Regions from separate parts of the Mus musculus genome. Here region 1 is linked to region 2. A link is a loop called in an ENCODE intact Hi-C map of the cell type or tissue named here. Cell type or tissue: left cerebral cortex. All regions are shown on one strand. Links, peaks and the distances in the headings refer to the core of each region. The heading gives the core; the rest is flanking DNA.

Region 1 (16,230 bases), core at 3,228-11,227, 61 kb after region 2:
TGCCCCATCTGACCCTGCTTACTGGCCTTTTCCTGGTCCCCTACTCCCCTCAAGTCCTCTCTCCTTTCATGTCCCTGAATTGTGTTATTTACACACACACATGCGTGCACACACACACATACACACATACACGTGCACTCGTACAATCTTGGCTTGGTCACTTGTTCCCCAGTTGGCCCACTGTTTAGTTTAGGCAAGAATTGTCAAGGAGATTTAAATGCCCTGGCCACATTGGGATGTGTGTGGTCTGGCAACATCCTCCCTCGACCACCCCCAATTGACACCTTTCTCCTCTCCAGATTCTGTGATTGTTCTTGTCTTCCATCTGCAGCCTTAGGTGAAACAGCCCGACCACCATGGATCTGACCAGCCCTCTGAGGAAAGAGATAGCCCTCCCATCTCCAGACTGAGGCCTACAGGGCTCCTCAGGACAGCCACTACCAGCACCATGGTGAAAACATAGAGGAGAAGCCCAGAAAGACTGAATTCTGAAACAGGCGAAGGGGCGAAGGGACTCATGGGAATTTTTTTTTTTTTTTTTTTTTGATTCTCTAAACCACCTAGTGTCTACCGCAGCCACCCACAACTGCCATTGGAGTGGGAAGGCAGCTACAAATAGTATCAACTGGGACAGAAATAAATGAACAGTCGACTGGTTCCAACGGACTCTATTAATGGACACTTTTTTTTTAGGTGTCATTTACTAGCATTCTTCTTTTGACTTTTTTTTTTTTAACACTTAAGAAAGGTAAATCTATTTTTAGCTCATGGGGCTAAACAGAAACAGAGGCCACAAGGCCAGACTTGCCCCTGTGACAGAAGTGCCAAGCCTTGGTCTTGGAGAGCCACTCACAGACACTGGAAAGGGGCTGAGGGAGGTGAGACCACACAGCCTTTCTGGAGGCTGACAGGCACTCGTGTGTTTGAATACACTTGGCCCATGGGAAGGGGCACTATTAGGAGACATGGCCTTGTTGGCGTAGAAATGGCCTTGTTAGAGGAAGTATGTCACTATGTAGGAGGACTTTGAGGTCTCCTAGTGCTCCACCCAGTGCAGAAGAGAGCCTCGTCCTGGCTGCCTTTGGATCAAGGTGTAGGACTCTCAGCACCAAGTCGGCCTGCACTAGCTCTGCCTTCCACCATGATGATAATAAACTAAACCTCTGAAACTATAAGCCAGCCCCACTAAAGTGAGTTGCCTTGGTCGTGGTGTCTCTTCACAGCAATAAAACCCTAAGACATGAGAGCAAACTGGGCCCGCATCCTTACTGGAAGCTGCCAAATAGAGGGTGATTCTCACAATCGCAGAACCTATAACAAGAAGAGGAATCGTTTCCACTCTGAAAGCAAACAACAGGAGCTCTTTCAGGTCTAAGGATGGGCCACAGTAGTGAAGTGTTAATCTCATACACAAGCTCTAGATTTGATCCCTACCAACACAAGTTGTTTAAATGTTTTGTTTGAGAACTGGGTGTAGAGATATCAGATCCAGAACATAATGTACAAAATATTCAGTCTGGGAGCTGGGGAGATGGCTCAGTGGCTAAGAGCACATGTTGCTCTTGCAGAGGACCTAGGTTCAGCTCCAAGCACCAATACGATGTCTCACGACTCTAACTCCAGTTCCAGGGAATCTATCGCCCTCTTCTGGCCGCTGTGGGCACTGCATGCATATGGTGTTTAGACACACATGAGGTAAAACACATAAAAGAATAAAAATAATTAATTTTTTGGGGGGGGTGGTTTCGAGACAGGGTTTCTCTGTGTAGCCCTGGCTGTCCTGGAACTCACTTTGTAGACCAGGCTGGCCTCGAACTCAGAAATCTGCCTCCTGATTTTTTTTTTTTTTTTACTCCTGGGCCCTGGCTTCAATAATTGGTCTTATATTTTTAAAATTATGCTAGTGTTAGTATAATACTAAGAAAAATACGTTTTTCCCATTTCACTTCAGTCTCTGACCTGATGGACTGAGGAGGCTGCAGAATGTCTGTCCCAGGATCCTTAAGCTGTGGTCAACAGGCATCCACTCTGGAGGTCTGAGGTGCACCCAGCTCTCCTTAAGAGGCTCACTAGACCTTTCCTCCTCCCCCTCCATCCTTCCAGGGTAGAAGGGACAGATATGGAGGAGGGGTGGGGAGAGCAGAAGAACAACTCTCTTTTCCTCCTCTCCAGCAACAGACACGATTGAGATTAACCCCCCCCCCCCCAATTGCCGTGCAATCCCAGACACCCAGCCAAAGACATCCCCTTTGGCATGGCCTCTGCCTGCATAAGAGCAGTGCAGAGTCACAAGTCATGCTGGAGTGACTCCAGGCACTGGGGCGGCTGTGACCACACAGGGATGTTGGAAGAGGGAAAAGGTCATCCTAATGGGACAAGGAGTGTCTGGGAAAGGGCAAACATGGCGCTGGGCTTTTCCCTACACCCTGGCTGGGCTGACATGGGAAGGAGACACAGGTGGACTTCCAGTCACAGATCTCTCTCCGTTTTTTGCTCCACTTTATGCATCGTTGGCAAATTTGGCTGCAGACTTCAGCGCAGCTTACTCTGTCTTCTGAGATTTAGTTTCTACTTTAAACAGGCCACAAGCCAGGATGTGGTGATGCACGCGCAGGAGGCAGAGGCAGATCTCTGAGTTCGAGACCAGCCTAAACTACAGAGTGAGTTTAAGGACAGCCAGGGCTACATAGAGAAACCTTGCCTTAAAAAAAAACAAAACAACAACAACATTACATAGTGTATTTTTAAAATCATTTTATTTTGCACGTGTGGGTGCCTGCATGCATGCAGATATAACATTTAAGTGACTGGGGTCTGTGGAGACCAGAAGAGGGCATCAGAGCCCCTGGAACTAGAGTTACAGGTAGCTGTGGGCTGTCAGGTAAGTGTTGGGAACTGAACCTACGTCCTCTGCAAGAGCAGCCAGTGCTCTTAACCACTGAGCCATCTCTCTAATCCCATAGCTGATTTTTAGAAAACAAACAAACAAACACTTTTAAGGTCTATTTATTTATTTAAAATTATTTTATGTGTATGGATGTCTTCTCTGATTGTATATCTGTGTAGCAAGTATGTGCCTGGTCTACCCAGAGGCCAGAAGAGTGTGTTGGCTCCCTAGGGACTGGAGTTACAGATGGTTGTGAGCCACTAAGTGGGTGCTGGGAACTGAACCCAGGTCCTCAGGAAGAATGGCCAGTGCTCTTAATCACTGAGCCATCTCTCCAGCCCCATAACTGGACCTGGATAGACCCAGCACTTGGAGGGGCTGCTGAGGCAGGAGGATTACAAGTTTAAGACAAGCCTAGCCATGTGGTGAGACTCTCTCTCTCTCTCCCCTCACACACACACACACACACACACAAAAGCAGGGAGTAGAGGAGAGAATTTTCTATTTTTAAGAAAGAGTGCCTTCCGTGATATTTATCCTTCCTACAGCATAAAGCAGTTTGCAGTCCTGTGGTACACTTTGTGCCCTGTCACTGTCAGACAGTGACTCAGCAGAGCAGCTCAGGCCACGGTCTGCAGGCTGAGCAGAGTCTCTGGCTCCTGCTTCCGTCTGCCAAGCATGGACAGAACCACAAGGCGAGAGGTTGCTCTTCATCCCCACTGACCGGAACAAGATTTCTACGCATTTCTTTTTATGCAGGATTTCTTTTCTTCTTTTTACGGTACTGGGAATTATGAAGCAAATGAAGAAAAGACATCAATTTTCATCGCCATCACCTGGTCCCCGCCCCCAACAACCACACAAGTCGGCTTGATCCAGGGCTGTCTCCAGTTCTACAGACTATGAACTGTAGGAAGCTCAACCTCCTGCGGGCTTATGCTAAAGAGTGAAATGGAGTTTGGCTTCCAGCCTAGCTCCTTCGGCCTCCAGGCCTTGCTGGAGCCACTGTTCCACGAGGCCTGGCTTAAGCCTCGAGTTCAGCGCAGCCAAGTACTCTGCACGCACGCTGTCCCTCACCCGCTGCCTGCTCCCACGAAGCCTTCCCACTTCTCAGAATTATTGCTTTCCACTCTAATTCCACATTCCGTCTGGTCGACGCTGTGCAGTTCATCCTCATCCAATCTCACGTCGTGGTCCGATGCCTCCGGATGGCAGTGTTGGGGGACAGAGCCCCATCAGAGATGTCGCAGTCAGAGGTGCAGACCTCAGAAATTAAACTAGATTAGCTATTATTCTGGCTTGGTTGCCTGTGGCTGTGATCGGGAAAACAGAAACAGAAACCAAAAGCAAGTTAGGGAGGAAAGGGCTGATTTCATCCTTCATCTCCAAGATCACAGTCCAACCTCAAGGAAAGCTGGAACCTGGAAACAGAAGTTGAAGCAAAGACCATGGAGGGACACTGCTTACTGGCCACTCACCCACTTTTCCTCTATAGCCCAGGCCCTCCTGCCTAGGGATAGAACCGCCCACAGTAGAACAGGCCTTTCTATATCAATCAGTGATGTGTTTATAAAAAATAAAGAGAGGGGGGATATGTTTAGTGTATGTGTGGTGAGGTGTGGGGGAAGGGCTGCCTTAGCGGCCCATGCTGAGGCACCCCTTCCCCCTGAGGGACCAGCCACATGACAGTATAGTAGAGAGAATAGAGTTTATTCAGGGCATGGGGAGGGGAGTTAAGAAGGAAGTAGAGTAGAGAAGAGGAATAGAGGCTGGCCATGAGCACATGGGGGAGGGATGAGGGGAATGGGGAGGGGCGCGGAGCAGGAAGGCAAGAGCAAGAGAGTGGATGGGTCAAGCAGCCCCTTTTACAGTGAGTGAGGCCTACCTGGCTGTTGCCAGGTAACTGTGGGGGTGGAGCTTAGACAGAATGCTAACAATCAGCAACCAAGAAAATATTCTACATAAGCCGAGCCACAGACCAATCTGATGGGGCCAATCCCTTAGCTGAGATTCTCTCTCCCAGGCTGGTGTTGCGTGCGTTGACCTATACTAGCCTACAGAGGTACTGCCAAAACGTTGCCATTTCCTCGTCTTCACGGGCGGCTGGGTTGCCCATCTGCTTTTCCCACCATGGATGGAACGGACACAAATGTCTCACCCACAGTCAACAAAACCAACAAGATATCCTCGAACATCACAGTACACGTCTTCTTTGGCTTGGCTGGTTGGTTGTCCTTTTTCGTTTTGGGTTCGGGAGGGTTTTTTTTTTTTTTGTTTGTTTGTTTGTCTTTCAGGCAAGGTCTCCCACGTGTAGCCCAGGCTGGCCTTGTACTTCCGCTCCTCTTGTCTCAGCTTCCCCAGGGCTGGGATCATAGGGCATGTGTCGCCATGTCCAATCTGAACTTCCTTTATTTGCAAATCATGCGCAAAGAGAAACAGAGCAGACTCGGCAGCAGCAGCAGGGGTAATGTTTAACAGTATTTCGGGAGAATAGCAATGCAGGAAAATAAGAGCAGTTGTAAATGTAACTTTCATTCTCCTGATGCAATTGTCATCTCTGAGGCTTACTGCCTCTGCCTGCTCACCTAGGCCTGGTCCTGGGAGCTTCTGGCCTCCGCACAGTCTTCTCTAGTCCTAGAATGTGTATCAGCCTCTGAGACTTACTGCTGAATAAGCTTACCTTTTCAGGCTCTTTCTGAACTCTATGGCTGGGTATTCATCTCCTCTGGCTCAAACTCCTCTCCAAGCTGACTGATTCAAAGTGGCTTCTTCACCCCGGGGTGGGGGGGTGGGGGGGGGGAGGGGGGGGGAGGGGCAGACAGAGGCTTCCTCTCCACTGCACATATGCAGTGCAGATATAATGAAAACAAATAACGTTAAAAATGTGTATATTTTCTCTCATTCCTGTGCACACCTGTGCCGCTGTCCCTGCACAGCCTTGGGAAGACATTTTGAATTGCAGAGGTGTCCAAAAATGCTAGGCACAGCTAAGAGCTGGCCCACCACACACTTTGGAAGCAGATGAAAAATTTGCAATTGGGAATTTAGGACCCACGGTGGTCTCCTGGCCCCCTCCATAACGCTTATCAGTAAAGCTTATATCCCATAGTGAATGGTAGAGTATCGACTCAGGAAGCTGATCAAACAAGAGCTATGAGTCACAGAAAACCAACCACCTGTCAGAAGTTCCTTAGAGACACACTGAGGTGGCTGCAGAATGGCGCACGGGGATTAGTTCATTATCTGAGAGCCAGCAGCCATCACTAGGAGTTTGAGGGAGGTCTCTTAACGGAGACAAATCACACTTGCCTACAGGCAAGCAAGAGCAGATCAAACGTTAGCAAAGCCACTAAAAATATTTACTTTTCTCAAAAAGCTCCTACAGGATATGCTCAGAACAAAGGCGGGCTTTGTTTCTATTTCGTCTGAGTCCCTGGTAGTCCAGCCTGACCTTGAACTCCCCAAATATCCTCAAACTCCTGATTTTCCTGCCTCTACCTCCTAAGGGCTGGAATTACAGTTGTGTGCACCACACCCAGCTTAAAACAAACCAAGGGAGAAAACTCAAGCCCCAGGGAACAAGGCACACAACACAGAAGACAACATGGATGGAAGCTCTGAGGGAGTGAAAGGGGTCCAACACCCAATACCCAGTCATTCGTCAGAACAGAACAGAACAGCAGTACAAAGGAAGATGTCATCTCAGAGAAGAAGGCCCTGGAGAGGAGCAGCAGGGTTGTGACATTGGAAAGCACTTGAAGATTAATTCCTAATTTATAAAAAAAAAGTCACAGAGATTGGAGATCAACTCATAATTAAAACTTCACAATTCAAAAGATAAGGCAAATGGAGCAAGCTGGTTACACACCTGTAAAAGATAGATGCTCCAGCACACAGAGGCAGGAGGATTGCCACAAGTTCAAGGTCAGCCTGGTCCTCACAGTAAGATCCAGGAGAGAATATGTATGATATGTATACCTGTGTATGTTGTATGTGTATATATGTGTGTAATGTGTGTGTTTGTGTATATGTGTAATGTGTGTGTGTGTGTGTGTATGTGTAATGTGTGTGTGTGTGTGTAAGTAGAAAGGCAATCCCAGTTTGATGCAGATAATACTTACCTAGTAATGCAAATATGACCAGTGACTTCATCAGATGTGGACAGCATAGCTCATGCTATTCTAAAATGTGCTTTTCTTTTTTATTTTAGTGTCTTAGATATCAGAATACATTGTGGCCTTCATTATTTATCTCACTCCTGTGGCAAAAATGCTCTACCAAGAACAACTGAAGAGAAGAGGGCTCAGCTCGCCTTCTCCGGTTTACTCAGTCAGGATCCCAGCCCATAGTGCTGCCCACACGTAAGGTGTTCTTCTACTTCAAGTAACCTAACGTGGACAACCCCTCGGAGGCTTGCCTAGAGGCTGTGTCCCATGTTATTCTAGATCCTATCAAATTGACAATAGTTACCATCCTAGTTTCAACGGGTGCACTTTTCTTCTTCTATAGTGCTTCCTAAAATGTTGTTAAAGGACTGGAGAGATGACTCATGGGTAAAGGGGACTGGCTGCTCCTGCAGAGGACCGAGGTTCCATTCCCAACATCCATGCAGCAGCTCACAACCATCTGTAACTCCTAGTTCCCGGGGATCCGACGCCCTCTTCTGGCCTCCACAGGTAATGCATGCGTATGATACAGACACATGAAGTAAACATCTATTTTTTAATTAAGCTAAATCTCGTGGACAGGTAAGATGGGAAGAAATACAGGAAATTTGAGGGGCAAGAAGGCCTGAGGAGGCAGAAGGCTTTTCCTTGACTTCCGTAGCAACGTCAGGACTCTCTAAATTAAGATAACAAAGACACAGCTTTTAAAATGCATTGCCTAGGAATAAGTGCTCCAAACACCCCAGTACAACTAAACGCAGAGACGGAAATAAGAGTAGACCAGGGAGGCTACAACTTTGTGATTTTCCTAGAACAAATTAACATGTGGACTTTAAAGCTACCTCTGTGTATTTGGATTAAAAATAAATAAACATAGAAACAGTGAAACGAAACTCTTCTGCTCCTGGCCGCACAGGATAGTAATATTCAGGCTGTGGAAATCAAAGAGATTTCTCCACCAGGCTGATGCCTGACAGGTCCTTCTGTCCTCTCAGGAGGTTGTAAGAAGCCAGGCTGCCGGGACAATGCATGTCACCTCAGCCTCTGTCTTGGCACCAGGGGCAGCCTGACTTCTGCCTCTCAGATGACATACCGCTATGCACTTGGGGGAAAGTCGAAACCGCAGCGTGCAGATAGATGCTCCAGTGACTCAGTCCTGGGGAGAGGAAGGAAGCCGGCGGTTGGTCCAGCAGATGGGGAGCCTCCTCCGCAGACACCTGTCAGCAGCGGTTCTAGAAGCTAGGCCTTCTGGGTTCCAGAGGATGAGCCCAGCATTCCCCACTCCCCCACGCAGAGAGGCACGTACGCAGTCCTCAGAGAGATTTGCACCCGCGTCTGGGAACCACGTGACAAAGAAGGGTCCTCTGCACAGTCTGGCACCGCGAGGTGCTGGGCTTGTGCTTCTGCAAAGGTTCTGCGCAGTCCTCGGGTTCCCACCTGGTGGCTCACTACCCCCAGGTTCCCACGGCCAGCTCCACGTGGGGACCAGGTGTGCGGGTGTTGGAGGTGGGGGTGGGGATGGAGGGGGAAGCGTTTTATGGATGTCGCAGGGGTTGGCGGGGGTGGGGGTGGGGGTGTCCTGCTCCACGGAGCCTGGCAGGAGCGCCACACCTCCCCAGCACGCTCAAGGTCCAGCCTGCGGCTCAGCAGGGGACCTCGGGAAGCGGTGCCCCGCCTCCGTGCAGGAGCTCTGGGATTGGGCAGGCCCGCAGTTAAGTATTATAAACAGCCCTCTGGACAACGAAAGCTGACTTCCTGCAGAAACCTCCCTCTCCCAAGTAGGTCCCTTTTCTCCTTAGCCCACTGTCTGCGGGTTTCTAACACTAACGCCTTCTACTTCCCTAGATTCCCTACCTTGGTGAGGTTGGGTGCAAAGGACACCAGCAGTCTAGAGTGGAGAGTTAGGCTTCCGGTCGTTCCCAGGCCTGAGTTAAAACCTGCTAACCTGGCTTACTAGAGGCTTCGGGAGTCCTCAAAATCTTTAACCTTAGTGGTCAGAAGACCTCCAGACTCAACCTTTCTCCGCCCCTGGGGCTATTTCAGGCTCTTCTCTCAGCAAGAAAGAGGGGACTGCGTCCCCACTGTGGGGTGTTTAGCTGCCCTTTGGAAGAGACAGTCCCTTCTACCCACTCACTCTATTTGTTAGGGCGCAGAAGACCAGTGGAAACCCTTCTATTCACAAGCCAAGGTCGTGTCCTACTTAAATGAGAAAAACGGTCCCTTGCTGTCTACTGGGTCATGGTGCGTAGCTAATTTAATCTAGTTTGTAAAATGCCTAGGAAAGTACAGACTAGTCAGGTGATGATTGAAAAGGATTCCTTTTGATCTCTTTGAGTCTAGCAAGCTCGGCAGCACTGGGCGGCAGGCAGCAAGGTCAGGGTAGCGAGCTTGCAGCAAGACTAGTATTTACAGGTTAGGTCTGCAGTCAGTGCACCTCACCCCTCCCCACCCATCCACCACACCCCATTCCCTATCCAGCACACCCACCCACGCGCGCCCGCATATACACACACACACACACACAGAAAAAAAAACCTCAAGAGGTGCTCTGTGGAGGAGACCCACAACTGATGTGGTTGTGGGGGCACCTGTAGTCCTGGCTACTGGAGAGGCTGAGGCCCCCTGAGGTACCTTGAGCCCAGGGGTTCCAGGTCAGACTGGGAGGCAGGGTTAGGGTTGGGGGGAAGAGATGGGGAAATGGGAGAGACGAAAGAAGGAAGGCATATGGTATATGCTCTGGGTTCCAGTCCCAACACCACAATTGTTTTTTAAGTAAGACAGAAGCTGGTGGCTCTGTGTAAGAGCACTGGCCCCTCTTCCAGAGGACCCCAGTTCCATTCCTAGCACCCACATATGGGCTCACAAACATCTATAACTCTAGTTCCAAGAGATGATACTCTCTGACCTCCACAGATACCACACACACATACATTCATGCAGGCAAAACACCCATGCATATGAAAATGTTGTTGTTGTTGTTGTTGTTGTTGAAGACAGGGTTTCTCTGTGTAGCCCTGGCTGTCCTGGAACTCACTCTGTAGACCAGGCTGGCCTCGAACTCAGAGATCTGCCTGCCTCTGCCTCCTGAGTGCCGGGATTAAAAGCTCACAAGCCACCATCATCAAGCTGTAAGAAAGAATTTTACTGAAACTACTCAAAGTGTTGTGGCCCCAACTTATTAGGACTGCCATTCAGTATAGAGTCTAGCCACGTCTAATTCACTAACTGGCTCTTCTCTCTCTCTCTCTCTCTCTCTCTCTCTCTCTCTCTCTCTCTCTCTCTCTCCCTCCCTCCCTCCCCTTCTCCCTCCTTCCCTCCTTTTCATATTTATTTATTTTTAAAAAGATTTATTTATTTATTTATTTATTTATTTATTTATTTATTTATTTATTTATTTATTTTAGGTATATGAGTACACTGTAGGTGTACAGATGGTTGCGAGCCATCATGTGGTTGCGGAATTGAACTCAGGACCTCTGCTCACTCCTGCTTCTCTAGCTCTGGCCCAAAGATTTATTTATTATTATATTTAAGTACACTGTAGCTGTCTTAAGACGCACCAGAAGAAGGCATCAGCGGTTGCCACCATGCGGTTTCTGGGATTTGAACTCTGAACCTTCAGAAGAATAGTCAGTGCTCTTAACTGCTGAGCCATCTCCCCAGCCCCTCTTTTTCATATTTATAAAGAACAAGTACTTCTTCTGCTTTAGAAGTCTTTGGAAAAGTAAGGCCAAGCGTCCTGCATTCTTACTGCTTCTTCCTCCCATGGTAGAAGGCAGAAAGGTAACACTCAGAAAGTGGTTGGGACTTAGCCAGGAGATGGCCCCCTCAAAGCCTCATCACTCTGTAAGGTCTCTCCTCAAAGCACTTTAGAAGTGAAGCTTCCAATGCAGGATCTAACAGGACACGTTCAGACCACACTGCCTTTCGATGTCTAGCTTTCTCTTATTACTGTTCTAATTGACAAAATGTATATTATATATTTCAAGGGCTGGAGGGAAGGCTCAGCAGTTTCCAGCCCTTACTGCTCTTCCAGAGGACCCAGGTTCAGTTCCCAGCACCCAGATGAAGCGTCTCATAGCGACCTTCAACTCCAGCTTCAGAGGATCTGACATTCTCTTCGGACCTCTATGAGTACTGCACTCATGTGCACAAACCCCTACACACACACACACACACACACACACGCACACACACACACACACTTAAAGCTAATACAAATATATCTTTTTTTAAAAAATCACATGTGTTTCTGATATACAACATGATGTTTATAAATATGGATATTTTAGTTTTCTCATAACTGATATAGCCCTAGGGACTTAAAATATATTTGTTCTTCAGTGAAAGACAAGATGTTGGTGTGATTTACACTGAAGGAAGCATGAGGGATGCTGGCCGAAGTAACACATCCCAGCAGTGACCTCTGAATGGGGCATCACTCAACATAAAGGACTATCCCACAGTGCATCTGGACTATTGCAGACCTAAGTAGGTGGTCGGGAAGGGTATGTGGGTGCTCCTCACATCCTGCCACTCACACTGTCCACATCTGGAACTCCACATATGGAAAAGTGCCGTTGGGCAGATGTGGCCACCCAGGCTCTGATGCATGTCATCACTGAAATCCATGAGGTCATCAGCTGTAGCATCCTGTCTACTGTGGTCCACTGTGGTCCTTGCTACCATAGGCAAATGAACACTAATACTCCCAGGGATACCAAGTTCTCTTCCTTACAAGTCGGCTTACCTTGTTTCTTGGAAGACTCTAGCTTAGATACAGTGCAAAGAAAACCGTTTCCCTTCCAATTTGTTTAGATTTACGTTATGTGTAAATATGTGCTTGCATGTATGTATGTGTACTATGTGTATGCTTGGTGTCTGCGGAGGCCAGAAGTGGGTGTCCAGTGCCCTGGAACTAGAATTACAGGTGCTTGTGAGATACTGGGTAGGTGCTACAAACTGAACCTGGGACCTCTGCAAGAGCAGCCAGTATTCTCAACCATTGAGCCCCGTAAGTTCAGGCTAGCCTTGAACTCATGACCCTCCTGCCTCCCTGTCTGTGGCTCATCTTACTGTTGTGTACCACCTCGGCCTGTTTCACTTGATAGTCCCTTTCTTGGCTTTAGTTTTTTTTTTCTTTTAGATAAACAGAATACAAACTGTTCTTGCTTCTGTGAGAGAGGCCTTATAGTATCTAAGGACAGCCGTGCTAAACTAGCCCAGTCCTCCCTTCTTTGGTTCTATTCTTAGTTCTTTCAGCCGTTTCTTAAACGGAAACTGCATCAGCTCCTGTCTTGGATTTCTCCTCAAGCAGTAAACATCCCCTGGGAAAGAAAGGATGAAATAGCCACCTACTAGGAATGTCTTACTTTGGGTTGACAACATAATTTTTCTTACTGGGGATACCATTAACCGAAAGATGACAATGCATAGATCCCAATTAGGCCATCGGGTCCCTGTCACCCTGGATTCTCAAGAGAAAGGGTAACAAAACACATTGGAATAGAGAGATTCTTTTCCCCCAATTTGAGGCAGAGAATCATCTCATCCCTCTGGCTCTTCAGCCTCTAAGAACCAGCCCACCCCTTTCTAGAAAATTCCTTTATGATTAAGTTAGTCCATTTCAGTTGCATCCAAAAAAAGAACTCACTGTGAGCCAGAGACTGCTAACAATCTAACACAGGCTCTGTACAAGACCACGGGGCAAGCCTTTGGAGAGCCCAAGTCTCTTTTCTTCATTCCTATCTGTTTCTTGTTTTAGGGTTTTACTGCTGTGAACAGACACCATGACCGAGGCAAGTCTTATAAGGACAACATTTAACTGGGGCTGGCTTACAGGTTCAGAGGTTCAGTCCAGTATCATCAAGGCAGGAACATGGCATCATCCAGGCAGGCATGGTGAAGGAGGAGCTGAGAGTTCAACATCTTCATCTGAAGGCTGCTAGCAGAATACCAGGCAGCTAGGATGAGGGTCTTAAAGGCCACACCCACAGTGACACACCTACTCCAACAGGGCCACACCTTCTAATAGTGACACTCCTTGCACAAAGTATATGCAAACCGTCACACTTGTTGACAGCTAATCTGACTAACTTGCCACCGAGGTTTCATCAGTTTCCCACACAAACTGCTAAAGGGCTGGAGAGATGGCCCAGAAGTCAAGAGAGCTTGCTCTTCTAGAGGGCCTGCGTTTGGTTCCCAGTATGCACATTGAGTGACCTGAACCCACCTGGAACTCCAGCCCCAGAGGATCCCACACCCTCCTCTGGCTTCCAGAGGACCCACATGAATGGCATACACATGGAGAGACATGGGGTGATGATAAACTAAATCTTTAAAGAAAACAATGACAAAACACTATTGTGGTGGGTAGCCAGGCATGGTGACATAACTTCTGTAACCTTGGCGCCCAGGAGGCTGAGGCAGGGTGATTGATTACTGTGACTTTAAGGCCAGGCTGGGCTACATACATAGTCTGTCTCAAAACAGAAGCTAACCACAGCCTTCAAAGTAAAGAACTCTCCATTCACAAGGTTATACCCAATTTGCTACTAAATGATGGAGCTGAAGTTAGGTCTAACTCTGTCAGTCCAAAGCCAAGAGATAGAAAATAGACCCCATCCCCTCAGGAGTTACAGCCTGAGAGACACTGGGGGGCAGGCTACTTTTTCAGATGTACCTAAAGGCCTGGGAGGAAAGGGGAGTTGAGTAATAAGTGGGCACCAAAGGCAAGCCACCCTGCAGATGGCCCAGTCTCAGACCCCATGTGCTTACAAGATACAAACCAAGAATGAGGGCCACTGAGTGCTGAGGTGCAGAAAAGATGGAAGAGCAAGTAACAAGAAATTCACTTCTCTCTTCTTAGTGTCTTAGTGTCATACTACCTTGCTCTCAGAACTCAAGCTCGGCTCTGTCAAGCTCCGGTGAGGACAGCTCCTAGGGAAGGGGACTTACAACAGAGGGAATCTGGCAGGGGGAAAAAAAGACAGAGATAATGGAGATATATATAGGACAAATATAGACACTGCTTTAAGTTTTTGGTGTTTTTTTTCTCACCCTGATTGGCTAGTGTAAACCCCTCATTTACAACCCTGACAGAGCCCCGACGAATTTCTGTCGTTGAAACAGCTTTTTATAGTCGCAGCATCGAGATGTAGAATACATTTCCTCTCCTTTCCCAACATATCGCATTTCTTGGCAGAGATATGTAGCAGAAAGCACCAAAAATTTTTATAATGAGAACAAAATCGAGATTCCACCCATGAGCCTTCTCCTGAAGAGTACTTCTTCCTGTTAGCTAACCCGCTGCTTTAACTTCATCCTAGTGACTCACAAATTAAACTTTGATTTCGGAACCCTCCAGTCGTTTTACAGGATCCGTCTTCGCAGGACGGGCCGGTGACCTTAAAGGTTTCTAAGCAGTAAGATTGGCTGCTGTCCCTTCCCACTCGAATTCCAGAGAAAAGTTCCAGGATGGCCTTCCTGCTCTTCCATCTTGATTTAATTTATCTCCTCTCTTAAGATGTATGTCTTTGAAATGGTGCCTGTGTGTGTGTGTGTGTGCCCACGCTTGTGCGCGAGCACGCTCTAGCCTGTGTGCAAACGCTCAACTATTCCAAGTGGGGGAAAAAAATCATGTTTGGTAATCTCCTTTAGGGGTTAAAAAGAAAAAAAAAATCAAGTTCAAATCCAAAATACCACAAGATGCTACATGCCAGCCACACGAGGGGTCTTTGCTCAAGAGCCAGGAGGCCTCTCCAGCTGCCAGCTGAGTCACTATGCCGTTCTTTCTGCCCTGAAACCTCCTTCCCAGCTCAGTTCTGCTCGGTGACTAACTCCATCAGGAATATGACCCAGTTTGCTTGGCAGGATATGACTCTTTTTTTTTTTTTTCTTTTCTTTTTTAACTCGCTGCTCTCTCTGGTCACGATTCTCTCCCAGGCATTTAGCAACTCCCTCTTGGCACCCGTCTGGTGCCGAGCCGGATTGATAACTCTCTCCACAGCTGTTCCCTTACAGCCGGCCCTCCTCTTTCTGGTAAATCCATATTCCATTTGCTTTTCTGCAGCAGCCTGCTATCTCTAGGGTCTCCTTAAAATAGATAAACACTGCTCTCCAAGGGAAGTCTCGAGGCAAAACCCACAGCACATACCAGCCCTATAATCTGCTCCAGAAGGCGGGCAGATAAAAAGAAAGGCAACAGGAACCACCCACCCGTGCCGGCTTTTATCATTTACTAAGCACTTTTGACCCACATGGTCTTATTTAATATTCACAATAAGCCATAATGCAGGTATAAGGGCTATTTCCACCTTATAAAAAGGCCCCTAAAGAAGGAAAGAATTCGGTGCAGGAAGTAGGACCAGGACTGGGGCCTGTTCTTTTGAAAACAGCTATGTAAATTGTATTTGGTCAGACACACAAGGCCAAGAATTCAGCTGCAGGGCAGAGAGAGTGCTTTTCTAGCGAACACAAGACCCTGCATCCAATCCCCAGCACCTTGAGGGGGGAAAAGAATAGACAGAAGGCTCTTTGGTGCTCATTTTGGTGGATTCTGGCAGAGGGCATCTCCCATCTAATGCGTGGGACGAGACTGTTTGGAGTTTAAGAATCTCCCCAGTTTGAGACCGTTTCCTTGTACATAATGAGCTCATCCTGCAAAGAGCACCCAAGTCCAAATACCACATCTGTTTGTTTCCTATGCATAGCCTGAAATAAGTTTACACGGTATGTTCAGCATGCCTGAGTATTGACTGTGCCCTGTCCCCGTGTCATCAGGCTTGGAACTTTCCGCTTGTGGCCTCTCTCATACAAGCTCAAAAGGTTTCAGCATTTCCAATTTTGTGCTTTTTTCTTGTGTCCCATGCTATGTCTCTGCACCCAACAAAATAGGTACCACAGGTTCCCCCAAGGAAGACCTCTTCCCATTTAAACAAAAGCCCCCATTCCTTTAGGGGCTTGCAGAAAGTTCCTACTTGCTAGAAGGGGAATCACTCTCCTTATCTCTGGCAATAGGAATCTGTGGCCCTTCATTAACACATGACTATGGTTCTTATTGATGAATGCTACTAGTCTCTGAGGATCCCCAGCCCAGCTCACAAACCCCTTCCTCCCGGTCCCATCTAACCCTGCCAGTCTTCTTTCCCCTGTTGCTTCTCCTTGCTTTCCCAGGAG
Region 2 (16,230 bases), core at 4,996-12,995:
GATGGTGATAATGACGGTGACAATATAACACAGGACGACCATTCAGGTGTGGGTATTTCTTATAAAGTTCAGTACGGGTGCCTTGTTAGAAGTGGGCATAGCATCAGTCTTATAAAGTTGAGCATAGACCTTCCCTCTGACTGACTCATCTATCCTAGTCATATAATCCCAAAGACCTGAAAACAGTCATCCATAAAAATAATAAAAATAGCCAGAAAGTAAAGCAACTCCTGTGCCCATCAACACATGGCGGCGGCAACATCACACAGGAAACTGATGCAGGAAGAGCATCCCCAGTGACTGTGCACTGTCCTGATCCTGTGTATACAAGGCTAGCAAAGAGAAGCTGGCCTGTGGGGGACCAGAAATGGAGAGTTGGGTGAAGGGCTGAGGCACACAGGCGTTCTGGGGTAACAGAAAGTCCCCACATCCTGTCTAGGATGCCAATTCGACTTGACGACACAGTTCAAAGAACTCATCCAATCATACACTTAGGATACACACCTTTCATTACATATACATTCATCTCAAAGGAAAAAGATAAAAACAGCTTAAGAAAACTTCAACGTTCAAGAGGAAAGCACTTTTCAAAGTACCTAAGACAACTTTTTAAAAAGATTTAAATAAGAGTTAGTGAAACCCAATTTTAAAGTAAGAACTCAAGTGGTACCAAACTTATCAGCACAGACACTGCTCTGAAGCTGGGTTTCCTGAGATGCAGAGGACGTCACATGGTCTCTATTTCCATCACTCGGACCACAGAGGTCTTCAAACAAAGTGCTAGTGATGCAGACTTAAATAAATAGAAAAGGGTTAACAGACGCTGGGCATGGTTGCACTCGCCTTTAATCCCAGCACTCGGGAGGCAGAGGCAGGTGGATTTCTGAGTTCAAGGCTAGCCTGGTCTACAGAGTGAGCTCCAGGACAGCCAGGGCTACACAGAGAAACCCTGTCTCGAAAAACAAAACAAAACAAAACAAAACAAAAAAAAAAAAAAAGAAAGAAAGAAAAGGGTTAACAGGAAATGACAGCAGGCAGGCATCATACCTGTCGGGAGAGGAATGTAAATCCTTTTCTCTAGTCTCCTGCGCAGAGCCTCATCAATGTCCCACGGAAAGTTCGTAGCAGCCAGGACCATCACCATTTTGGATGGGTCATCATTTTCTAAGGCTCCTCCAACTCCTGGGCACAGAGAGCAGGGAGGGGTGTCAGTGTCACGCCGATGGCCACTGAAATCCTTTCCCTCAGCGGGCATCTCTAAGTGTTAGCCACAGCTCTTGGTGGGGCCTCTGTGACTTCAATAGCGGCATGGCAAAACCATGCATCAGCACAGAACAAAACTAAGGAGCCGAAGAATCCAACAGCCTAGGGCAGGACTCTTTCCAGTCTTTCTGTAAGAAAGCCATGCATATTGCTTCCGAAGACTCGGAGTCTGGGGTCCACTCATCCTTTCATGTTTTCCCTATAAACTGCCTCTTTCCTGATTTATTTGGGGGGAGGGTTGGTAATTTAGTTGGCTTTCTCAATAAGAACTGCTGAAACACTGCATAGTGCTTTATGATCAGAGAAAATATTGTCTGCTTCTTCATAATTATAGTTTTAGGATTAAAACTTTTATCAGGGCGTAGTAGTGCACATTTTTAATCCCAGCGACTGGGAGGCAGAGGCAGGTGAATCTATGTGAGTTCAAGGCCAGCCTGGTCTATGTAGAAAGTTCAAAGTCAGCAAGATCTACAAAACAGAGAGACTCTATCTCAAAAACAACAACAAAACAATAACAAAAAAAAAACTTTTGAGAGTACACAATTGGATCATGGCAATGCACTGTGAAATATCATTTCATACATAAGTTCACAAACATGATTATCAAAGTAGTAGATTTCAAGCAACCCAGTTCAACATGTATAATAAATAAGTCACTACTAAATGTCTTCTTAAATCATTCTTATGAGGAATAAATTTCTCCAACTAACAAACAGCCATAAGTAATGTTGAATGAAATCCTGCTAGCTAAATGAGTATTCAATTATGCCCTGGCCCCAATTTTAAATATATATTGTTTCCTGTTATGCTTTCCTCCCAAATAAAACATATTCCTTCCTTTCATATATAAGCAGACACTGAAATGGACTGAGTGAGGGCCAGGTGTCCTGGCATACAATGTCATTGCTGGTCTCTAAGAGCCTGGCATTGTGTACCATGTGATGTTAAGTACCTATCCTAAGTGTAGCGGTTTGAATGAAAATGGTCCCCATTTGTTCAGATGTTTGACTGCAAGATCCGAAGTTTGTGGAACTGTTTGGAAAGGATTAGGAGGTGTGGTCTTCTTGGAGGAAGTGCATCATTGGGGGTGGGCTTTGAGGTTTCAAAAGCCCAGCCCAAGTTGCAAATCAGCTGTGAGCTCTTAAGCCATTTCTCCAGCACCATGCCTGCCAGGCACCCCCACCATGATAGGAATGACTTCCCTCTGAAACTGTAAGCAAGACCCCACTTAAACGCTTTCTTTTGTAAGTCGCCTTGGTCACGGTGTCTCTTCACAGCAACAGAACAGTAACCAAGACACTGGGTGTCCACAGATGGTGGATTATCAGAAACAACACTTGCTGGATATGTTAGACACATTTTTATCTTTTCTTTCGGACTGTTTAAACAGCCTGTTGTCTCTCACACAACTACCAGAGTGAGCTGACTCCTGGAAGTACTGCACCCCAAACTCTCTTTCATGACTCCCCAAATGCTTTTCCTTGTTCTCTGGACAATTCTAGCCAGTGCATCAAAGCCCCTGGGCCTCTCAAGCTGCAGCCCTGACCACTGTGACTCCTATACCCAGAGTTCCCTTCTGCCAGAGAGGGGACCACTGTGTGACTTTCTAGGCAGCTGTTTGCCTCTGATGTAGCAACTGGTTAGTCTCAAAGGTTTTGTCTCAGAACTTTTGATGTTCTTAAAAATCTCTGGAACTCCAAAGGGCTATCATTGTGTAGACTGTATCTATTAATATTTGCCATTAGAAACCAAAATATAAGAAGGCTAGGTATTGGCTCAGTGGTGCTTGCCTATCAGACACAAGGCTTCTAGCCCCAGCACCATAAGTAAGCAGATAGGGAAGTAGATAGATAGATAGATAGATAGATAGATAGATAGATAGATAGATAGATACATACATACATACATACATACATACATACATACATACATACATAGACAGACAAACGGACAGACTGTTCAAAGTATTAACTCATTGTAAAAAATAAGGCTCCATGACTCATTAATTAAGATAAACAGCATATCTTTTGAAAGAAAAGCATAATTTTCAAAACTTCCCAAGTCTTGGCTGGAAGACTTTTCAGAGGGCTCAGTGTTTGAGTAAATAAGAGACTAGCTGCCCTCTCCCTCTGCTTCTGTCTCCATGCTTTGGGACACTCCCAGGTTTCGTTAACCCTGGAATACTCTACTACTTACTTGTGAGAGGATTAAAGCAAAACCAGAAAATGTGCCTTGGTGTTATTGTTGAAATTGTGTAGCCCCTGCAGAGCCCTCCGGTGGTCTGAAGGCCCAGGCACACCTTTAGAGCCTTGGTGGGCACGGTAGGCCTTGGCTCCATAACCTAGAACCCGGCCTGTACGTGGTTCACTGTAAGGATCCAGGGATACTTAGGATGCAGGAACAAGTGGGTGGTTGAGCGAGTGACTAAAAGTGAGTCACAGCTGCCTTCGGACCCGTTCACTGAGAACTTTCAGAGCATGAACCCAAAGTTGAGAAGGATGGATAGTTTGAGACACTCATCATGTGACAGTTACCATCCATCTGGATGAGGAGCTCCGACTTGACTCTGCGGCTTGCCTCGTGCTCATCAGACGTCCCTCTTCGACTGCAGATAGAATCAATTTCGTCGATGAAGATCGTGGTAGGGGCATAGAACCTAGCCTTGGGGAGAATATGTTAAAGCCACTATTCAGTGATCTCGTAAAGTGCTCTGTATGTTTAAGTAGCTTTTGGTTTTCCTTCTAAAATAGTGGTGAAAGAAGGTGGCAATCTTTGTCTATTAAAAGTGCCACCACTAACAATTATTTTAGGAACAGCCAATTCAAAAATAAAACTTACATAGTTGGTGATGCTGAGTGAAAGGTACACAGAGATTCATATGTTTCTACTGTTTATTTGTCATTATTTTGAGGCAGGTCTCACTGTGTAGCTCTGACTGGTCTGGAAGTGGCTATGTAGACTAGCCTAGCCTCAAACTCAAACTCAGAGATCCACCTGTCTGCTGCCCAAGGCAGACACCGCCATGCCTGCCAATTCTTCCTTGTTTTATGGTGAGAAACTTCCATCATGAAAAAAAAAATACTCCTGGCAACAATTTTAAATAAATCAATAACTAATGACAGATCTGCCTCCAGCTGACTTTTAAAGTCTTCTGTCTTATCCTTGTGCTAAATGACCAAACTGCCAATCACCCTCACTGGCCAGAGGGCCCCTTTCCATCTCATAGAGAAAGATCCACTGAAGACACACCAAGAATCCCATAAAGTCCACTGTGAATGATGTGTCAATAACTGGTACAACACCCCCACCTCCCGCCCAACCTGCTCTCAGAAGATCACAAGGGACAGACCTGGATTCTGAGGAACCGCATGCTCAGACAGTGTTTAGAAATCTGCATACAGCATCAATCACTTACCATTTCAAACAACAGTCGGACCAACTTCTCAGATTCGCCTCTGTACTTAGATGTCAGGGTAGAAGAGGACACGTTGAAAAAGGTTGTCCCACATTCAGTGGCAACCGCTTTAGCCAGCATAGTCTTACCAGTGCCTGGGGGGCCAACCATCAGCACACCCTGAAATTTCAAGATGAGTTAAACAACACACTATATTTAAATGCTTTCCAAAAACTACCATCATCTGATAATACCAGTGTACGTGAGGATGCCCACTAAACCATTTACTCTCCTGTTGTCATGGTGGGATCAGTGCATTTAGCAAGTGTATCAAGAAAATGATGAATGCCAGGTGTGGTGGCACACACCTTTAATCCCAGCACTCTGGAGGCAGAGGCAGGCGGATTTCTGAGTTCAGGGCCTGATTGGTCTACAGAGTGAGTTCCAGGACAGCCAGGTCTACAGAGAGAAACCCTGCCTCAAAAAACAAACAACAAACAAATAAGGAAACAAGCCAGCCCTTGTCTCTCTCGGGTCAGAGGCAGCCAGAGAAAAGCTCATAACTGGTGGTCTGAGCAGGTATGGTGGCTCACGATCCTGGCGTGTGGGAAGTTGGCTCACGTCTATGATCCTGGCTTGTGGGAAGTTGGCTCACATCTATGATCTTGGCATGTTGGAAGTATGCATAGCTGTCCTGGGGCCCAGGAGATGGCTCCATGGTGAAGACAGTGTGCTGTTCTCGCAGAGGAGCTGCACTCAGCTCCCAGCACCCACATAAGACTCACGAGCTCTTGTTCTCCAGCTGTAGGGGATGCAATGCCCTCTTCTGGTCTGTGGGGTCACCTGCACTTTTGTGTACATGTTCCTACACACATCACACACACACACACACACACAAAGACACAGTTTAATTTGCTTAACTATATTTACAGAAAAAGACATCCAAACGTTCTTAAAAATTAGCCTCTATCTCAGCCCCTGAAACTCATGGCTTTGAAGATGGCAGCCTCTCTGCTTTAAGCCCATCTCTCTTGCTATGCAGCCGCAGCATCTCAACTACGAATTCCCAGCCAGGTGTGAAGGTGAATGTGAGCTGCCCGGTCGCCCGACTGTTGGTGCCAGCACACAGGTCCACAGCAGTGTTGCCCTTGGTTACCCAAGCATCCCCACTCCAAGACTGCCAGACATGCTCACCTTCCATGGCCTTCTAATCCCTTTGAAAAAGTCAGGCATCCACATGGGCAGGACAACAGCTTCCCGGAGCAACTTCTTAGCCTCCTCCAGGTCTGCTATGTCATCCCTTTGGAAGAACAGTTGCACACTTATTCAAGCCACACCTCTGACTTAAGGCCAGGTTATTACTTTAAATTTGCTTACTTACAAAACTGTTCTTATAGTAAGACTGTATTGTGATCCTTACTATATGAAAATGATCAGCGAGAACATCCTGGAGTTATTAATTAGAACACATTATGCAGCGAGCAAACTCTATCAGTGTGTCGACAGCAAGTTAACATAGAAAGCATCCTTGGTTGGACGCTGACAGGATGGGTATTACAGACAAAGGCGTCATCAGGAGACCAGGGAGGAGAGGAGACCCACAGCAACCCACCCTTAGGATGAGTTTCCTTCTCTACCACAACTCAAGACGCTCACTCACCAGTGAATGCTAGGGTTCCTGGACACAATGTCCCTCTCCAGGGCTTCCACCAGATCCTTATCATACCCGGCGCCATCAAACTTGGGAATCTCGCTGTCACTTGCACCATCTTGCACATTTTTCCTTGCCTGGAGGTGTGAGTAAGAGAAGTTATGGCCAGTGACAACATAACATATCATAACTGATATCATCAAGCTTTCGATATATAATGTGTGCCCATGTGCATGTGTGCGTGTATATATACGAATGTGTGCATGTGGGTCCACATGTCTATGGGGCTGGGATGAAACCCAGAGCCTGTATGTGTATGCTGGGCAAGCACCTTAGTCCTGAGCTACATTCCTGTCCAGAGGAACCGCTTTAAAAGACTATTTTCTTGCTATTTAAAATGCTATCTTCTGATTGCCTAGATGCCATCCCACCCTATTTAACTCAGCAGACCTGTCTCAACTGGACAGGCTTTGTAATCCTCCTCCCAGCTACACTCCTTGGCGGACAGTCCCAGGTAAGAGTTCACTAGCCTGCCTCTGACTCCCTGGATGCAAAGCATCTGCACCTCTGCTAGAGAACAGACTGCTGATGTGCAAGGCGAACGTCAGGTACTGAGCACTGCCTGGCCTTATGACAGAACAGCTCACACGGTGCTCATTTAATGTAACACCCAACCCTGCGACTGCTTTTCCTTTCTTTGTGGATAAGGAAAACAGGGAAAGCCAACTAACTAAGGGCTTCTCTGCTTTTCTGCTACAGAGCCCTGGCTGTCCTAGACTCGCTTTGCACACCAGGCTGGCCTCAAACTCAGAGAGGCCCACCTGCTTCTGCCGCATGCGCCACCACGCCTGGTACTTCTCAGCCTTTTGACTAAAATTAAATGTAAATGCTAAGTCCGGCTCCATTTACCAGTAAACGTTGGGACAGAACATGTAGCTCAGGCCTTCCTGCCTCCTCAAGCAGCCCCTTTCCTCGGTTCTCCAGTTTCACAGCTGACTGAGCTGCTTAAAGAGCACAGTGAATGGCCAAGCTGACAGATCCCCCAAAGCAGCCAGTACAAAGGCTACAGGCGAGATGGACCTGGGACTTTCCTGCACTTACAAGCTTTCCCCAGCTACTGAGTCACCACACAGGACTCAATGGTCTCCTTCAGGACAGCTCTTGGGGCCCTATCACAGAGTTACTCAGCATGGCCCCAAGCAAGTGCAGTCATAACATCCAGCCCCAACCCCCACCCCAGCTCTCCCGCCTCCTTCTGCTCAGGACCTTTCAGACCCACTGCTTAGAGGACCCTTTTCAACCACAGAATCAAGAGCTAAAGAAAAGTTTAGTCTGTCCTAAGTCCTTTTGCTAATATTGTGGCTTTAAGAAAAAAAAAATTCTAGGCTCCTATTCTATGAGCTGCAGGACTCTGCAAGCGTCCTGCAGTGCTGAGGTGGTGAATGTGACGATGCTCTGATTTCTCAGGGATTCCAACCACAAGATCAGCTTTAATGTGTAGAGCCACACCCCTTCAAGAGCATCAGCCCCTTTCTGTCTGATAGAAAAATGAAGGGCAAGGGGTCCAGTGAGGAGACAACAGACCATGATAGACTTCTCCAGTTTCACTTCTGAGGTAAACAAAGAAGCAGTCAGTACCAGAAGAGAACCAAATGGCTCCTGTGGCAAATGTCCTGATCATCTGAGCCTCCGAGCAAATGGCCAAACAGTGTGTTGGTGACCTCATCTTGAGGACCTGCTCACTTGGGCAGACTAGTGCTAGGGCTAGGTCAAGTGCTTAGTAATATCCTTGTAGCAAAAGTGGCAGGTATTAAAACTGACTCTATTAAAACAAGCTCCTAGCATAACAACACAACAAACAATACCAACCAACTTAAAACAAGTTCTGTCTCGGATCACATTTTACGACGTGGCTAGGCCATGGCTATGAGTCACTCGCAAGTCAAACCCTGGGAACACTATGACCATTCTCCAGTATGCTCGAAACGAGGTAGTGAGAGCATCAACAGGGGCCGACTTTGTGATTTCAGATTTGCCACATGGAAAGTGAAGTTCAAATCTCACTTTCACACAAATGCCCTCAGAACAGGGAGGCGAGGCTGGCTCGATACACACCAAGAGGAAGGAAAAGCCCCATCTCTGACTCAAAGAAATGGGAATCGTGGGACTGTCCAAAGGCAGATGTGAGCAGGTATCAGACAGCTCATCGGATTGCTAGCACGGTTTCCAGGCAGGGTGAGGATGCACTGTGGCCCTCTCTAAGCACCTATCCAGCCCCCCGTGGGAAAGCCGAGCTGTTGACGTGACTGAGGACAGGATGGAGAAACGGGCAGCATCCGATCTGACCTGCACTTCAGACAACCCTGGTGGCTACTGCTGGAAAGGATGATGGGAAGGAGGAGGAATCTAACAAGTAAAACCCTTTCCTGCACAGAGAAGTCGGTGCGAGCCTCTGAACGACCTGGCCAGTCAAAGCAAGATGGTGAAGGGAGAACTCTGAGGCTACAGCAGAATCACCGTGAAAGTGGGCGAGTAGTGTCATTATCACAAACATAAAATAGGGCGGGGAGAGCTGATACATACGCCGTGTGCCTGAGCAGAAGTAGTCCATTAGCTGCACTACTTTAATAAACAGACAGCTTTCAAGCAATGAAGCTGACATCTGGGACATGGGGTCTTCTACAGAACACTAGACTGGAACATCACAGAGTGACCTCAGAACTCTTTCCTTAGATTTGCGCACGAAGCACTAAGGTCAGAATTAGCAACCATTTGACAGTGTGAAGGCTGATAGACACTTTTCTTTTCCCTAAAGCAAAATAGTTAGCTTCTTTGTACTAATTTCTAAATTATTCAAATCAAGACAACTTCCGTAAGGATCTTTTGTGAGTCGTGCCTCTTATTCTATGTGAAGAAAATGAGGCTCTAAGTGACAAAGCAAATATTTATAGCTTGCAGTCAGTGACTGACACAGCCTGTCCCCAAATGCAAATAGCATGCGCATCTTCCTTTGCAGCTCCTCTCACTGTGGGACTGAGTGATTAAGACACAGACAGCTACTGCTCTGTGCCGTGCATTTTACAGACACATTGTTCAATGACCAGCTGAGAAATGGCTCGCACATCACACCACGTGGAGGAGGATTCCGGGAAATGTGGGCCACGAAAGCCAATGAGCTACTACTGGAACCACCACCCTTGGCTGCTGTTACTGCGGAGGCCGATAGGAAGCAACAGAAGAGGCGGGTTTCAGATCAACATAGGATTTTTCTGACAGCGTGTCCTGTTTGACAAAGATACTGCCTTTCTAGTCAGGCAGTGAACTACATACAGTCACCCGAACATCTCCGAGCTGTAGACGGCCTGTGGCTCTTTCTATAAAGCTGTTGCTTCTCCCATGTCCAACTTACCCTCTGCTGCCTGGACTCAGTAGATAAAAACAAATGCAAAATTTCTTAGACGTATCATTTCTTTCTTTCCTCCCTTCCCTGCCTCCCTCCCTCCCTCCCTTCCTTCCTCTTTTTCTTGGTGTCAAGATTAATTACATCCATGGTTGGGTAAGCACTCTTATCAAAGAACTACATTCTCAGCCTCAATATATCAATTATACATATTTAATTGTTTTTGTTTTTAAATGTGTCTGTGTGTGTGTGTGTGTGTGTGTGTGTGTGTGTGTGTGTGTGTGTAAGCCAGGGACATGAGATCCTCCTGGAGCAGGAGTCACAGGATTGTGAATTACCTGACCAAACTCAGGTCCTCTAGGAGAGCAACAAGTGCTCTTAACCATTGAGCCATCTCTCCAGCTCCAATATCTCTTCTGTAAACTGCTAATTCTGTATAATCTTTTTCATGCCTCTGTTTGTCTCCCACTGTCAGGTCAGTCTAGCAGCTGACATCCACAATGCTCACGGTGTTGGTGCCCTGGGAACCTAGCACATATCAGCACATTCAAGAAGCGAGGAAACTGGCAAACCAAGTCAGCCGCCCGTCCAAGCGGCAACAGCGGCCTAGGCACTCTAGCTGTGGGCCTGGGCTTGCAGCCAGTTTGTTCACAGGGCACACTGCTGCACATGGGGGCTGCTTCCACCCCACAGCAGAAACAAACACAGGAAACGTTAGACAAGGACGCCAGCCTGCAGCCCACCGGAGCCCTACTGCCCCACAAAGTAACGCAGGCAGACAATGCAGAGCACACTTACTGACGTGGGTGCAGCGCCCTACACTGCCCAATCAGGATACAAGGATTGTAGCAACAGATCCACAGCAAGCTCTGTGCTCACCAATATGCACACTCTTCCCACAATAGTCATGAGCAGGTTTAGTGTGCCAGGCTCTGTTCTAGGCACAGAATACAGCAATGAAGCAAAAAGACTGAGACCTCAGTGCTCATGAGGTTTAGGAGGAATAAATGAAATATGGTTGCTAAGACTTCACATTCAATCTTCCCATTTATAAAACACCACATTTAAACAGAGATCACAAACCCTTGGAAACTTGACAACCTTGAAACTGAGAAAAAGCTCAACAAAAATATACAAATTCTAAAATCAAGAGCTGAGGAATGCTCACGGAGCTCGGCTGAATCCCAGTAAAGGTGCTCACCCTGAGGGAAACACACAGGTGAGACAAAACCTCCCCATAACCCAAGAGCACATCTCTCAGACACCAAGATCATAAATGGGAAAAGAAATCCAATGTGGATTTAAAAAAAAAAATAGTGCCAACCTCTACATACGTGCAATTCAGCCACAGCTATAGAGATAAAAAATGCCGTAAGATTACAAATATGAAAATGGATAGATTGTTTAATGTGAGAAGACCAGAATAAGAGGGTCCTTAAGATACCCCACTGATGAAAAATAGCCACAAAGAAGTTTCCAGTCTCCTAAGTTATAAAGTATTCATACAACACACAGTAAATATTCCTGTAAAACCATGGCCCCTTCAAGAGACCAACGATGACAATGATGTTGAACACTGACAGTGGTGTGGAGACCTGTGCCTCCTACTCTGCCAGTCACAGTGCAAACTGCTAACACCCGCTTGCAAAACTGTCTGATGATGTGATGTGACCTCCCAATGTCTAACTTAGGTATCTCCCAGGACCCCACCATCCCACCCCTTAAGTGGACATTTCTGGTTTCTTTGGAGACTCAGTAGTGTCATGTGATGTTTTTCTGGAAACTGTCTTATGAGAGGATGTTTTACAGAAGCAGACACGTGAGAGGATGTTTTGCTGTGAACAGACACGTGATATCTTTCTGGAAGCTGTCTTGTGAGAGGGCACCTGATATAAACCCATAGACAGTGGAGGGCACTCTTGCATTGGTTCGCCTTACGCCGCTTTGCTGGTCTTCACTGATGGCTGCTTGCAAGCTATAACTTCAGAGAGAGAAATTTGCCAAAGAAGTTCTCATGGTATTCTGGCTGCTTCTTGCTGCACAAACTCATGCCAAATCATGTGTGGTGTTTGCCGACTGGACTGGACTGCTGAGGTTGATTCGTGCTTGGAATTGTCCCAAAGACCTGCTTCTACTCCTTGTCCTGTTAACCTTTCTCCCCTACCTTTGGTCGGCTGGCTAGAAGGGAGGTTGAAGCATTTAAGAACCCTTATTAAAGTAGGTTTTGAAAAACCTTAGGTTACATACCCCTAATATGCACTTACTAAAAATTGATGCATATGCACACCAAAGAAGAATAAAATGATCCAAATTGGCACTATTCAATAGTTCCAGACTAGACAACCCAAAAATCTACTCACACAAGGAAACTTTTAATTGTGCACGATAGTGTGCAATTATAAGAATTAACTAACAATATCAGCAAAGGCATAGAGAAATCTTATAAACATATTAAGCAGAGAAAGAAAATAATACAAAAAGGTAAAAATCAAAAATCCAATTCCTAAAAACAGGTGCTACGAATCCCCCAAAACAGTAGCATCCTCAAACAAGGGGCTACTAACTCATAAGGTGTCATAACACAGAGCGCTGGTCACCCTAGGAAAGAAGGAAGCAGCAGAGACTGGGAGAGACTGGGACCACGGCTTCTGACTTCTGAGAAGCCAGTGATTTTTGTTGACCTGGGATGGTCATTTTATGATAAGAAAGGTACAAGGGTTACTGCAGAAACTATCTTTTTGGTTTATAATAGACAATTATTATATTTTCAAGAATTTTATAAGCCAGTTGGGAAACACATTTAAACCTCATCAAGAGCTACTATATATATATATATATATATACATACATATATATATATATACATATACATATACATATATATACATATGTGTGTATATATGTATGTATATATATGTGTATATATACATACACACACACACACACACACACACACACACACACACACATATATATATATATATATATATATATATATATATATATATATACACACACACACACACACATATGAAAGCACAGGAGACTTGAGTGCAGATGCCCAGCACCCAGGTAAAAAGCTGGGTGGTGGCAGTGCCACTTGTAATCCCAGGGGAGGACCCAGAGCATGCTGGCCAGTCGGCCTCACCAACTCCAGCTTAGGGGCAGCACGAGACCCTGTCTCCATAGGTGGGGTGGCGAATGATAGACACCTGGGGTCAACCTCTGACCTCCACACATAGGCACACACATGCATGGGCACCCACACCTAGACAAACACACATGAGTACATATGTGTACCATACATACACGTGCACATATACACACATGCGGTTTCTATTGTTTTTACATTACTAAAAACCAACAACAACAAAAAACCCACCAAAACTGAGTATTCTCCCAACACTTGAAAATGGTTCTGTTTGTCAGTGTTGCACAAGTCATGGAGAGATGAGCCAAATTTCAAGATCCTGTGCCTTTCACGGCTTTGCTACCATCTTAGCAAAGAAAACAAGTTACCAGCCAGCACCCATGGCTACACAGCATCCCTCCACCGCCGCGATCACAGGGGACAGGGATGTGAGTGGGCCCAGCAAGCGAGAGTGTTCTCTAAAGTCCACCAAGAGCACTGGACCTGTGTTTCTTTAAATTATGGACAAATGGCCACATGTGCCTTATGCCAAGCATGTCTGTCATGGACCCACATGTGAACATGCATGTGCCTGAATTACATATGAACATGAGTTTTTTTCCAGAAAAGTAGTTCTTCAGCACACATCAGCACCTCACATGAGATGACCATTCATAAAATAATTCGATTATGACCTATGCACTTTTTAAGTCACTGTTCATGTGTGACAGTTTGTGTTCATCAATCAGCAGGTTGGAAACAGAATGGTCCAGTCTTGTTTCCAGTGTCCCTCCACGCCTGTGTCCGATGCTAAACACAACAAGGACAGCATTCACCATGGCCATTTGCTATATACAGGGTAATGAGACAATGCACTTTAGGTCAAGTAACTGAGCAGGGAATTTTGGGAGCGTAACTGGCCCTCCTTTAATCTGAACTTCACTTAGACGCACTCGTAACCGTGACCCTGGGATCATGCAGGACACTGCTCATTAACCACAAATTAGCTAAGGCAACACGGCTAGCATTAGAGTCTGAGCTTTCTAACATAATTATTTTTAAGATAACAGAAAAATATTTCTTCTACTCACTCATATTTACTTTTAGTATATCCTTTCTAAATTAAAAAAGCATTTGTTATTTCTACATAAAACTCTGATTCTCAGAATTGTGAAAGTATAACTTACTGTCGATTAATTCTTGGTGAAGATGACCAGTGCTCCTCTATCTCATGCTAAAGAGATACATCCTTTTAAACAGAGTCCAGGTTAAAGCAGGCTAACTCACATTTCTCAGCATGCATCTATACTGACTGTAAGCTTAAATGATAATATGGTAAATTCAGTTTTTCCATGTGCTATATAGTCTGAACATACAGGCTCCTCCAACCGTCAAGTCAAAGTCTAGTCTCCAGTACGCTGCCATTAAGAGATGGGGCCTAGAGATGCCTTTGCCTGCCTAAGGTTCAGCTTTATAAAATGACCTAGTGTTTTATTATAGCATTCCAAACAGTCCAAAGGCACTGGGTACGTTCAAATAACACTAAAAGCACAGCTTAGCTGCTTGTGCCACTCCTGTCTGCAATGAGAAATAACCAGATGACAGTCAGGAGTCCTTTATTTGAGACCAAGTCTCACTTTGTAGCCCAATGGCACCAAGCTCATGACATCCTGTGTCAGCCTCCTGAGTGCTGGGATGACAGCCAGATACACTTTATTAGTTTATATTTTCATTTATATTCATTATATGACTAACAAAGTACATAGCTAATAAAATGTACTAATAAGTTATGCTACATACTAGCTATGTGGACAATCCTGTGGCCCTCAGGGTTAAAAAGAAATATGGCCCCAACAGCAAATCGTTGTGCAAAATGACTGTTGCTTATTTAAAAAACAAACAACAGCACTGTATGCTTAGACCTAGTCTGAAGCCTATCAGAAGTTTAAAAAGAAATGGGGGGAAAAAGGATGTAATTTCTCACAAAATTTACCAGTATTTTTTGGAAAATTAAAGTCAATATAGAAGTATGCTGAGATATGTAAGTCATCCTACTCTAACCTGAATTCTATTTAAAAAATAATTAAAATAAGCTTTCACACTGTGTCACATCGTGATCTAAAACTTGGGCGCAAGTCCCAGCCCACAGCACCATCAGCTGTTAGCAGGACACAGGCTGTGCTCATAGATGACGGGAGGGACCGAATAAACCAACACACACAGCTTCCAAAGTGTCAGAGCAACACCAAAGCCACGGCCCCTGGGGAGAGCACGGCTCCCACTGCTTCTACGTGGCATTCCACAGTGCAGTCCTAAACACAGCTAAAGCTGATATGCAGGGACCCTTGACAGGATGTGATTTATCATAAAGGCCTTTACCTGCTGAGCCTCTAATGGGCCCAAGATACATTTCTTTTATCCTCATTTTTTAGACCTATAAAGTAATAGAAGCAACTTTCAGAATTCTATACACAAATTAATAATCTATTAGACTATGAGATTATACAAACATATGTATATAACTAATTTTTTCTTTTGTTTATTTTTCTGGCAGGGTATAAGTTACAATGTGGACCAGGTTGGCCTTGAACTCACAGAGCTCTGCCTGCTTGTCTTCCTGGGCTCTGGGATAAAAGCTGTGCACCACCACACTGAGCCTAAAAGTGAGATCTTACTGGGGAGAGAGGTAGGATTCAACACAGGGAACAAAAAGCAGATAAGCCCTTCTGTGCCCTCCACGTGTGCTTTAACAGCTCTGGCATTAAACACCTTGTCATGCCCCAGACAGGGGCTGCTAGGACTACATGCTTGCACACTCAGTTAACCAAATAGTCTCAAGCTAAGACTATCTTTATCTTAGGCAATACAGTCTCATTTCTGGACTAGTTCATTTCATTATGTTAGTGCCACCTGCCAATCTCATGATTGAAAAGGGAGTCTGTAACAGCCCTTGTGATCTCTCCATCTTTACTTTCAAAGCAGCCCTGGAAACTCTAGTCTCTGCTGTGATAATCAGATCAGAGACAACTACACCTTTCAGGTAGCATGACACTTCTGTGTTTGTGTTTTTAAAAGTAGTTCCTTTTATTTTTGTGGTGACTCAGAGTAGCTCTCCTACCTCCTCGTCAGCCGTAGAAATAAGAAAGGCTGATTTTCCACTGATAGTCTGAGTACTCAGCTTGTCACTGACAGAGTAAGACAGACAATTACTCAGAAACATTGTAAATGAGAAGTCATTTATAACCCTGGAGGAACAAGTGTGGCTCTGACAGCTGCTGCCACGGGTTCACCCGCCTTGTCCTCCGTTGAAGAGTCACATGTAAAATCTTAGGTTGCCTCAGTGGCAGGTTTCCTTCCTCAAGTCCAATCCAGCCTTCGATGGTGGATGAGGG

The links. Hi-C counts contacts between places; a loop is a spot of excess contacts. Peaks named below come from ENCODE experiments on the same cell type or tissue, not always from the same donor. Only the 100,000 strongest peaks of a DNase experiment are listed, where the experiment ranks them.
Region 1: a loop joins it to region 2, with 4 times the contacts of the local background. A loop is called at or near these places in 4 of 42 quality-filtered maps.

What each region holds. Positions count from the first base shown.
Region 1 is chr5:148,951,002-148,967,231 of GRCm38, forward strand. Gm15411 (a long non-coding RNA gene) reads right to left here. Exons shown (of 5, transcript XR_868721.2): 5 at 2,740-4,200. Gm52833 (a long non-coding RNA gene) reads left to right here and starts at 4,793. Exons shown (of 3, transcript XR_003956018.1): 1 at 4,793-5,111; 2 at 7,098-7,248; 3 at 7,397-7,560. 8430423G03Rik (RIKEN cDNA 8430423G03 gene) reads left to right here. Exons shown (of 3, transcript NR_040686.1): 3 at 332-657. LOC108169085 (a long non-coding RNA gene) reads right to left here and starts at 2,195. Exons shown (of 2, transcript XR_001785025.1): 1 at 1,960-2,195. In left cerebral cortex, for the core only: a CTCF peak has its summit at 7,555 (motif pointing left); DNase peaks (open chromatin) are centred at 3,471, 7,320, 7,573, 7,767 and 4 more places; H3K4me3 peaks cover 1,559 bases; H3K27ac peaks cover 2,401 bases.
Region 2 is chr5:148,887,832-148,904,061 of GRCm38, forward strand. Katnal1 (katanin p60 subunit A-like 1) reads right to left here. Exons shown (of 11, transcript NM_153572.2): 5 at 6,318-6,445; 6 at 5,852-5,957; 7 at 4,679-4,837; 8 at 3,798-3,924; 9 at 1,048-1,182. Among named protein-coding and RNA genes, the nearest start is that of Katnal1, 33 kb to the right of the region's middle. In left cerebral cortex, for the core only: CTCF peaks have their summits at 9,517 and 11,611 (motif pointing right); DNase peaks (open chromatin) are centred at 9,420 and 10,375; H3K27ac peaks cover 894 bases.